Regions from separate parts of the Homo sapiens genome. Here region 2 is linked to region 1. Evidence: read pairs that join two places in POLR2A ChIA-PET (ENCODE). Cell type or tissue: MCF 10A. All regions are shown on one strand. Links, peaks and the distances in the headings refer to the core of each region. The heading gives the core; the rest is flanking DNA.

What was found. Peaks named below come from ENCODE experiments on the same cell type or tissue, not always from the same donor. Only the 100,000 strongest peaks of a DNase experiment are listed, where the experiment ranks them.
Region 2: POLR2A ChIA-PET joins it to region 1 with 5 read pairs; 2 of 35 experiments call an interaction of 5 or more read pairs at or near these places.

What each region holds. Positions count from the first base shown.
Region 1 is chr1:9,849,868-9,855,237 of GRCh38, reverse strand. It overlaps CTNNBIP1 (catenin beta interacting protein 1), which reads left to right. Exons shown (of 6, transcript NM_020248.3): 6 at 4,462-5,370. The coding sequence ends at 4,520. It overlaps CTNNBIP1-AS1 (CTNNBIP1 antisense RNA 1), which reads right to left. Exons shown (of 3, transcript NR_199045.1): 3 at 5,084-5,252. LOC105376717 (a long non-coding RNA gene) reads right to left here and starts at 4,573. Exons shown (of 2, transcript XR_946952.3): 1 at 4,194-4,573. RefSeq lists enhancers at 3,180-3,980, 5,016-5,065, 5,146-5,285. In MCF 10A, for the core only: no CTCF peak of the experiment used is centred there; a DNase peak (open chromatin) is centred at 2,647.
Region 2 is chr1:9,738,942-9,744,311 of GRCh38, reverse strand. It overlaps CLSTN1 (calsyntenin 1), which reads left to right. Exons shown (of 19, transcript NM_001009566.3): 9 at 307-428; 10 at 3,056-3,218. Among named protein-coding and RNA genes, the nearest start is that of PIK3CD-AS2, 54 kb to the right of the region's middle. In MCF 10A, for the core only: no CTCF peak of the experiment used is centred there; no DNase peak of the experiment used is centred there.

The DNA of each region.
Region 1 (5,370 bases), core at 371-5,370:
CCCAAGAAAGGGATTTTGATAGAGATCATGTATTGAATTTTATTCAGTAATGTTGTGTACTATTCAAAGCATAAAAATTTGCACTTTGTTAAATTTGTTCCTAAGTGTTTTATTATGATTAATGCAATTATAAGTGGAATCATTTTCTTAATTTTACTTTGATTGTTCATTGCTAGTATATAAAAATACAATTGATTTTTGTATATTGACCTTGTATCCTGTACCTTTAACTTGTTTATTAGTCCTAATAGTTTTTTAGTGGGCCAGGTGCAGTAGCTCAAGCCTGTAATCCCAGCACTTTGGGAGGCCAAGGTGGGCAGATCACTTGAGCTCAGGAGCTCGAGACCAGCCTGGACAACATGGCAAAACCCCATCTCTACAAAAAATACAAAAATTAGCCAGATGTGGTGGCACACACCTATAGTCCCAGCTACTCGGGAGGTTGAGGTGGTAGGATTGCTTGAGCCTGGGAGGCGGAGGTTGCAGTCAGTGAAGATTATGCCACTGCACTCTGGCCTGGGTGACAGAGTGAGACCCTATCTCAAAAAAAAAAAATTTTTTTTTAGTGGATTCCTTATGATTTTCTACATATAAGATCATGTCATCTACAAATAGGGATAGTTTTACTTCTTCCTTTCCAATCTGGATGGCTTTTATTTCTTTTTCTTAACTTACCTAACCTGGAATGGACCTCAAGCCAATATTGAATAAGAATGGTGAAAGCGGACATCCTTTTCTTGTTCATAATCTTGGTAGGGAGAGTTTTCACAACAAATATGATAAGAGCTGTGGGATTTTCATAGATGCCGTTTATCAGATAGAGGTTGTTCTCTTCTAGTTTGTTGAGTGGGTTTTTTTTTTTTTTTTTTGAGATGGAGTTTCACTCTTGTTGCCCAGGCTGGAGTACAATGGCGCGATCTCAGCTCACTGCAACCTCCACCTCCCAGGTTCAAGCGATTCTCCTGGCTCAGCCTTCACAAGTAACACAGGCATGTGCCACCATGCCCAGCTAATTTTGTATTTTTAGTAGAGATGGGGTTTCACCATGTTGGTCAGGCTGGTCTCGAACTCCTGACCTCAAGTGATCCACCTGCCTCTGCCTCCCAAAGTGCTGGGATTACAGGCGTGAGCCACTGCACCTGGCCTTGTTGAGTGGTTTTATTATGTTGGATTTCATCAGCTGCTTTTCCTGTATGGTTTTTGTCCTTTATCCTATTGATATGGTGTTTTACAGTCATTGATTTTCAGATGTTAAACCAACCTTGCATTCCTGGGATAAATCTCACCTGGTCAGGGTATAGAATCCTTTTTATATGTTGTTGTATTCAGTTTGCTAGCATTTTGTTGGGTATGTTTGCATCTATATTCATGTGAGATACTCATCTGTAGTTCTCTTTTCTCATGATACTGTCATCGGGTTTTGGCTATCCTTATCTTTTAATGTTTTTGAGTGTGGAACAGGAGACACAGATCAACCTCTCCCCTCCTATGCTCACTTGCATCTGGTGGGAAGGGACAAATAGAAGCTCTGAGCTCAAGTTCAGACAGTGTCAACAGAGATACCAAGGGGGGAGACAGAGCTTCATCTGTAAAACAGGGTAGGAAACCCAGCTGGCAGCCTGGAGGCAGTGGGCTGGCCTGCTGCCCTCTTTGCTGTGCATCCAGGACAGCGAGACTACCTGAGGGAGCTGCCATATGCTGGTCTTCAAAGGAAAGACTGTAGGACTCAACCTCTGAGGTCCCTCCTGGCTCTAAAACTGCAGCTCTGAGGGATCGAGTCATGATCATAATCTAACAGCTCACCCTCCCTATTCGGTAACTGGCCCAAATTTCATAGAGAAGAGGAAAAGGGGAACCAGTGTCCTCGGCCAGAGGCCTGTCAGGTTCATGGTGAGACCTCATTGAATGACAAATACCTGGCCAACCAGTGACAAGGGTAGGTCAGAGAATGCTCTGGAAGAACTGAGAGCCTGCCTTCTCTTTCATCCCAAAGGAAAGCAGATCCTTGTGGTAAAGCCTGGATAATATCCTTAAGGAACAGAAGAGAGCACAGACAGGCCGCAGCTCCTCAGGCCTTTTCCTCTCTGCAGGGCTCCAGCAGCACAGTGGGAGGCTCTATAAATGCCACCAGGGAAGGGGGTGGCAGCTGGCAGTGTGGGAAGGGTAGGACTCTTGCAAATCCTTTGCTTCAAGTGTCTTGTTAAATAGCCATCAGAGTCCCTGTGTGACCTGGAGAAGATTACTTCCTTCCCACCCTCAGAGCGCAGGACAGGCACACACACTGGGCAGGCTGTGGAGTCGGGAGTCCTGGTCCCCAGGTCTGGGCTCCTCTGAGAAGCCAATGGCCCATTCCCTCTGTAGATGCACCATTCCCTCCTGGGGCATCCAGGGCTATTTTTGTGCCTGCAGCTCACTACAGAGGCCCAAGGTCCCTGAGCGAAAGGCCACAGGGCAGGCAGGGAGAGGAGTGAGCGGGCTGCCACCATCACTGCCACTAAGGCATCTTCTGCTGACAACTCCCCTTTCACAGACTCTTGCCAGCCCCCTTCTGATTAGCAAGCTGGGCAAGCAGCACTCAGGAAAAGTCGGCATCTGTTAGGTAACCAACTCAGCTGCCGTGCAGGGGATGATGTAATCTTGGATTCTGTGGTTGCTAGGAAAATTCTGCCTGCAGTGATATTGCGTGGTCCTAGGGCTCAGGCGAAAACAGAATGTTCCTGAGAAGACGGGAAGGATTCATAGGGCTTCCCAAGCGAGGGTGCCCCATCCTAGGAAGCTGGACAACTCGTGTCCCTTTCTAGATGCTTATTTCCCTTCTGAGCAATGGAGGTTGTGCTGGTAAAGCCAGAACCCCATGAAGGCGAGCTGGCAGTGGGAGGTGACAAGGCTCATTCCCTTAGCAGCACCTTGGTTCTCTAGTGCCAAGTGGAAGGTGTGTCTTGTGCATTGCATCCTTGTAGTTGGGCCCTCCATCTCTGGCCCTCCCGACAGCTGGGTGCGTCCTCCCTCTCTTGGTAGAGCAGTTGGAAGGAGGTCAGCACATGCCGGCTGTGGGGGAGACCCGGCTCACTGAGTGGAGGCCGGCTCACTCTGCTGACTCCATTTCACATGCCAGGAGCCTCACTTCACACTCCCCACACTGGCCCACCCTCGGGTGGCCTTTCCTGTCTCTCCTATTCCGATCCACCCCCTCCCAGAGAGAATACCTGCAGTAGCACAGACAACATGTCAGAAAGACCATGGGCAGCCAGACTGGTACTTTTCGGGGCAAAGTGAAGATCTGGCCTTTTACAAAGGGGGTGAGAGCAGCAGGACAGGGTCAGGGAGTCAAGGTGGGGCCCTACAGGTCACCTCCTGGCCCACAGCCCCTCCCTGGCCATGTCAGCCCCTAACTCCCCAGGCAGTTGTGGGTGTGGGTGGCAGGTCAGCATTTCGAGCTTTGCCCTCCTGCCACTGCCTGTCCTGGCCACTCATCAGAGCCTGTCCTCTGGAAAACAAGACAAAGGACGTGATTTCACAAGTGCCTGGGCCAGAATCTCAAATTCAGGATTAAGAAAAAGAAGGATTGGCTGGGCACGGTGGCTCCTGCCTATAATCCCAGCACTTTGGGAGGCCGAGGTGGGTGGATCATGAGGTCAGGAGTTTGAGACCAGCCTGACCAACATGGTGAAACCTCATCTCTACTAAAAATACAAAAAAATTAGCCGGGCGTGGTGATGCACACCTGTAATCCCAGCTACTCAGGAGGCTGAGGCAGGAGGATCGCTTGAACCCGGGAGGCAGAGGATGCAGTGAGCCGAGATTGTGCCACTATACTCCAGCCTGGGTGATAGAGCAAGACTCCATATCACACACAAAAAAAAGAAAGAAAAAGGAAAAAGAAAAAGAAAAAGAAGGATTGTGGGCATATCTGTCTCAGTCAGAGCCAGGCGGACAGCAGGCTGGACGTGGGCCCGGCCATACTTCTTGGAAGAGGTGTTGGGTTTGGGTGAAGGAGAAGCTGCTGCAAAGAGGAATGGCTATTTAAAACCACAGTGAGCCAGACCCTCCGAAGGCATCAAGACGCGAGTCTTGAGAAGAAAGAGGGAGGTTCCCAAGGGCCACCCCGCCTCTGGCTTTGGTAACTCTGGAGCAAGGGCTGTGAGCAGCGCTGAGCCCTGCTCCAGGTCACCTGGGGCCTCGTCATGGCTCACCTGTCAGCTGTGTAGCCTTGAGCAAGCCTCTGAGCCTCACCCTGGCAGCCCTGCCTTGCAGCCCTACAGCAGGGTTGCAAGCCTTGTCCCCAGCCAGGAGGCAGGGAAGACCAGAGGGGAGGAAGACTTCCTCGGAAGTACTTTGTCCTCAGAGAGTGCCGCGATCCTGGTGGGCGGGGGCTCCAGCTTGGCCGCAGCCTCCTTGCTTGTCCTGTTCGCAAGCCAATGCTGCAAGCCCCATCAGCGATCCTTGTCGCCTTATCTGCAGGTGCAGAGGACGTGGTGATGGCGTTTTCCAGGTCGGAGACGGAAGACCGGAGGCAGTAGCTGCAAAGCCCTTGGAACACCCTGGATGCTGTTGAGGGCCAAGAGATCTGTGTGGCTCCTGGGCCGGCTGAGTGGCAGCAGCCCCCCTTGCCCCACCTCCCCCTTCCCCTACCCAACCCTGCCCTGCCCCACCCCACCTCACAGCTACTCAGTGGGGCTGGCATCAAGGGAGACACCAGTGGTGCGTTTATAATTGGCTTAAAGGGATGGACTTGTGATTGGCTGCAGGAAGAAACTTTTTTATTTTTTAAATCTTGACCAACAGAAACCTTTTATTTTTATTTCTGACTCTTATTTTTTAAAAAATTTGCGCCTCGGTATCTGGCTTCCCTGGAAGCTCTCCGAGCTCTGGTGCTTTAGTTAGGTCATTTTTTTAGAAATGTGAAGAGGTCTGATTGGCTGCTTAAACTGGAAAGGATCTGTGATTGGCTGGTTAATGGGAAACGGTTTTTTTCTTTGGCTGCAGGTGTTCTGCTGATATCAACAGCTTCCCTATTTTGAATGCAGAAAACAGGGTCTGGGACATTAGTCGTTATATTTGACTTGAAAAGAAAGAAACCAAGTGCGCTTTGCAATATTTATTACACAAAGAACTTGCTGCTGCCTTCACATTTGGGGTTTGTGTTTGATTGGCTTTCGATGCGTGTGTTTGGTTTCCCATTGGTTCACCTGTGACTCCTGTTGCCATGGATTCACCCCCCTCTGCTGCCGGCTCTGGGCCTGAGGGTCCACCTGGAGAGTACATTTGCTTTAATGAGTGCACCTGCCTCCACCAGCAAGGGGACCCCGAGAACCCTGAGCAGGGTCCACAGCTGGAAAGTTGGGCCCCTGAGGAGCTTTGTGTCGTCTT
Region 2 (5,370 bases), core at 256-5,255, 110 kb after region 1:
GGGTCCCCTGCCAGCCTGGTGCTCGTAGGCCATGTGCCATGCTGTGTGCCTGGGGCACTTGGTTCCCTAGAGCCACGGCCTGGGCATTTGGGTATTAGCTGTTGTTGCTCAGTGGGGTCCACGGTGATCACAGGCTCCGCCTCTCAGGAAAGCCCAAGTGTATTTGTTTCTAAGCCCTGCCTTGGCTTAGCCGAAGAGTTCATTTATGCAGATGAAATTGTGTCTTCAAAATCCATTCAAGAAACAGCTTTAATTTCTCCTTTGGATCTTTAGTTGGCAATTTACCCATAGAAACTGCCTTTGCAGATATGAATCGGCACCACTACTCCCTCTATGTCCACGGGTGCCGGCTGATCTTCCTCTTCCGTCAGGATCCTTCTGAGGAGAAGAAATACAGACCTGCAGAGTTCCACTGGAAGTTGAATCAGGTGAGTGAATTGAAAACGCACTAATAGGGCCGGGCAAGGTGCTCACACCTATAATCCCAGCACTTTGGGAGGCTGGGGCACGAGGATTGCTTGAGCCCAGGGGTTCGAGACCAGCCTGGGCAACATTACTAAGATCCTGTCCCTACAAAAAAAAAAAAACCCACGAAAATTAGCTGGGCATGGTGGCACATGCCTGTAGTCCTGGCTACTTGGGGAGCTGAGGTGGGATGATTGATGGAGCCCAGGAGGTCAAGGCTGTAATGAGCTGCGATTGTGCCACTTCACTCCAGCCTGGATGACAGAGTGAGACCCCGTCTCCAAAGAAAAAGAAAAACACTGTCATCTTCTAAGAGAGAGTAAGCAGGTACTGCAACCTTGCACATGGATGGCTGTGTATAGTCAGTGTATATTTATAATTTTATGAGTAGCTGGGACTACAGACACATGCCACCACACCCAGCTAATTTTTGTATTTCTAGTAGAGATGAGGTTTCACCATATTAGCCAGGCTAGTCTTGAACTCCTGACTTCAACTGATGCACCCACCTCAGCCGCCCAAAGTGCTGGGATTGCAGGCCTGAGCCACTGTGCCCGGCCGCAAAGCTAATTTTCTAGCAGTTGCTGTGATAGAAAGCAAATATCCTGTGAAAAACCCCACGTGCTACAGGAAACGAGAGAGCACTGTAAAATTAGAACCCTCTATTAAAATCAGAATAGATCATTTTTTCTTTTGATGTAGAGTTGGGATGAGAAGGAAACCTTTGGCCTTATCATCATTTTATTTGTCTCATGGAGTTAGTGGACAAAAGCTGACATATGTTATATGTGCCTGCAGTTGCTAAAATATAATAGTGTCTAAAAATAATCATAGGATAGATAAAAGTAAAAGAGAATAAATGAGAAAGGAAAAAGTATATGATAGTGGAAAGTTGAAGTGGGTGTCCAGTTGGTAGCATTTGTCTCTTTTTTTTTTCCCCCGAGACTGAGTCTCGCTTTGTTGCCCAGGCTGGAGTGCAGTGGAGATCTTGGCTCACTGCAACCTCCACCTCCCGGGTTCAAGCGATCCTCCTGCCTCAGCCTTCTGAGTAGCTGGGATTACAGGCGTGCGCCACCACGCCCGGCTAATTTTTGTATTTTTAGTAGAGATGGGGTTCCACCATTTTGGTCAGGCTGGGTAGCATTCATCTCTTATTGGTGTATTTTTTTATTTATGTGAGTGATTATTTCTCAGAAACTATTACCATTAATTATTTTCAAAAAACTAAAGAAAGGCTTAGTCCTGGAAAAATATTTTGCAACATAGGTGGACATTTTAGCTACAGTTCTGTTATAGTAGCCATAGTCTGCATTTATATATTTAGTTTCTTCTAAGTATATACTGTTTAAAAACTGTATTATGGAAAATTTCAGATTTATATAAAAGCAGACAGATTAAAGAATAGCCCTGTGTGCCCTTATGCCTTCAACAGTTGCCAACTCTTGGTCAGTCTAGTTTCATTGTTACCCCTATTCACTGCTGAAAATTTTTATCACCCCCTCAAACGTTAGTTAATAATTTTCAAGAAATCCCAAATAGAGCATTTCATTCTTGTAGACGCCCGCCTGTATGTCATGATGTATCTCATAGACAAGCATAATCACAGCACTCTTTCACATTAAAAAAAAACCTAACAGTAAAATTTCTAATACGATCAAATAGCCAGTCAATGTTCAGATTTCAAGTAGCCTCATAAATGTTTTTGTGTTTACAATTTGTTTGAGTTACGACCCAGATAAGGGCCCATTGCAGCTGGCTGATGCGTGTTCACACACTCGTTCATCACAGGATGGGAACACAGTTTGGTTTGGGGTGCCCTTGGAGCTGATGTTCATATTTATTGAGATCATCAACTTTGAGTTGGAAAAGAAAATACATGTACTATGGTGTGCCTTATTCTGAGATTAAAGGCACTTTTTTGTCGGCGGTGGGGAGGAGATAGAGTCTTGCTCTGTCACCCAGGCTGGAGTGCAGTGGCACAATCTCGGCTCACCGCAACCTTTGCCTCCCGGGTTCAAGCAATTCTTGTGCCTCAGCCTCCCAAGTAGCTGGGACTACAGGCGTGCACCACCACACCCGGCTAATTTTTGTATTTTCAGTAGAGATGGGGTTTCGATATGTTGGCCAGGCTGGTCTCAAACTCTTGACCTCAAGTGATCTCCTCGCCTTGGCCTCCCAAAGTGCTGGGATTACAGGCCTGAGCCACTGCGCCCGGCCTAAAGGCACTTTTTATTTTTATTCAGAAAAGGAATGGCCAGTGGTAAACTAACTCAACCCTTTCGAGGGTGGGTATCCAGCTTGCCCATACAGGAACTTCCTGGTGCCACACTGTTGGCAGAGCAGAATTGGGCAGCTCCCTACTTGGGCTGTGTCCTCTGGTTAGTGAGCAATGCAGCCCCCGTAGTTTGGAAATGCCCTAGAGATGCTTGGCTTCTTTTGGTGAGATGTATTTGCAGATATTTTGTGGTTAGATTTTTTTCATCCTTTTCCTCCTAGGAAGACCCTTGTGTTGGGTGACTTGGTTTCCATGGGCATTGATGAGAAGGAAAGTGGACATCTCACACCTCCCCGCTTCCCTTTGCCTCTGTAGGTCTGTGATGAGGAATGGCACCACTACGTCCTCAATGTAGAATTCCCGAGTGTGACTCTCTATGTGGATGGCACGTCCCACGAGCCCTTCTCTGTGACTGAGGATTACCCGCTCCATCCATCCAAGATAGAAACTCAGCTCGTGGTGGGGGCTTGCTGGCAAGGTACCTGTCATTACCCCCCGCCCTCGACTCGAGAATTAAGTTGTACCTCTTTACTAGGTTGGTGGCAGCAGGCTGTGATCGGTATCCTACAGCCTTACCCTCGTGTCCTGGATCTTTTCCTTCCATTTCCTGTGTACAGCCTTTTTGGGGACACTGCCGTTACCCCACTCTAGCTAGCATAGCTCTGTCTGTAGGTGCTCCATAAAGGTGATAGGACTGACCACACCGTCACCTTTCCCGGAAACCCAAGAGGGAGCGTTCCACAGAGGGAGCGTGTAGTGGGGGGAACTGTTTTATAAATTAATCCGTTTATTGAAAGGTTCACAAGGACAAAGAGGCAACAGCAAGAGTCAGGCACAGAAATAAAGGACGCAGAAGTAGAAGTGCGCCTTGGACCTGGAGGACTCTTCCAGAGTGTTTATCACTTGGTGACCTGGTAGGAGGGCTGCGAGGGCTCTGTTCACCCTCAGCAAGGGCCACGTGTGGGGAGGATTCCATGGAAGTCTCTGCTGAGAGGGGATATGATAACCACCAGAGCACCAGTGCTTCTTACCTGTACTTACCAAGTGGCAGGCTGTGTGCCAACTCCTTTATACACGTTGTCTCACCTAAACCTTAGAATCCCTTTTTTATAGCTGAAGAAACTCAGGCCCACAGAAGCAGCAAGCCAGGTGTCACCCAGCTGATGAATCAGGAGCCAGGGTTTTGAATTTTTTTACTTTGAGAAGCCTGTGGGCCAGGCGCGGTGTCTCACACCTATAATCCCAGCACTTTGGGAGGCTGAGGCGGGCAGATCACTTGAGGTCAGGAGTTCGAGACCAGCCTGGCCAACGTGGTGAAACCCCATCTCTACTAAATATACAAAAATTAGCCATGCATGTTGGCATGTGCCTGTGATCCCAGCTACTCGAGAGGCTCAGGCAGGAGAATCGGTTGAACCCAGGAGGCAGAGGCTGCATGAGCCAAGAATGCCCTATTGGCCGGGCGCGGTGGCTCACGCCTGTAATCCCAGCACTTTGGGAGGCTGAGGTGGGTGGATCATGAGGTCAGGAGATCAAGACCATCCTGGCTAACACAGTGAAATCCCATCTCTACTAAAAATACAAAAAATTAGCCAGGCATGGTGGCGGGTGCCTGTGGTCCCAGCTACTCGGGAGGCTGAGGCAGGAGAATGGCGTGAACCCAGGAGGCGGAGCTTGCAGTGAGCCGAGATAGCACCACTGCACTCCAGCCTAGGTGACAGAGCGAAACTCCGTCTCAAAAAAAAAAAAAAAAAAAATGCCCTATTGCACTCCAGCCCGAGCAACAGAGTGAGACCCTGTCTCAAAAGAAAAAGAAAAACCTGTGTATTCTGGGCCCACACTCAGACCCACCAGATCAAGGTTTTTATTATTGTTATTATTTTAATTTTTTATAAAAATGGGGTCTCACTGTGTTGCCCAGGCTGATCTCAAACTCCTGGGCTCAAGAGATCCTCCCACCTCAGCCTCCTAAAGTACTGGGATTACAGGCATGAGCCACTGCGCCTGGCTCAGACCTGGGGTTTTAAGCCCTTTTTTGTGCCATGGAGCCCTTGGGTGGTCTGGCAAGGCCAATGGATCCCTTCTTATTAATCTACAAAATAAATACATAGGATTCAAGGGTAATCAGTTAAACTGAAATATAGTTATTAACATCCTGAAATACTACATTTGTGAAACAGTAACACCAGTGGTACTTTATGTTAACAAATGAAGAACCAGCTTTAGCAGCAGGTCCAACAGTGGTGTAAGTTCCAAGTTGTGAGGGCTGTGCGAGGATCCCTGTGGCATCTGCAACAGCTGTGGCCTGGTGTGCAAATATCAGTGCATTCTATTGGTGACAAAGTTGCAGTCATTGCTAACTGCTGTGGTGTGTAGCCTACATTTATTGCCAAAGGAAATGCTGAATTTCAGAAGTTAGTGGAAATAAGCATGTAATTTTTCCCATCCAAGTTCATGGAACCCTCAGGTTACCCCAGAGGTTCATGATTCCCACCTTGACCCTTGCACTGGACTCTGCTGTGTCATTTCAAGGTATCATCATCATTAATTACTTTTTGATTAGTTTTTTCTCCCTATGGAAACATTGTACCTTGAGTAAGGTTAGAAATTTATGAAAGATGACCGTGCGC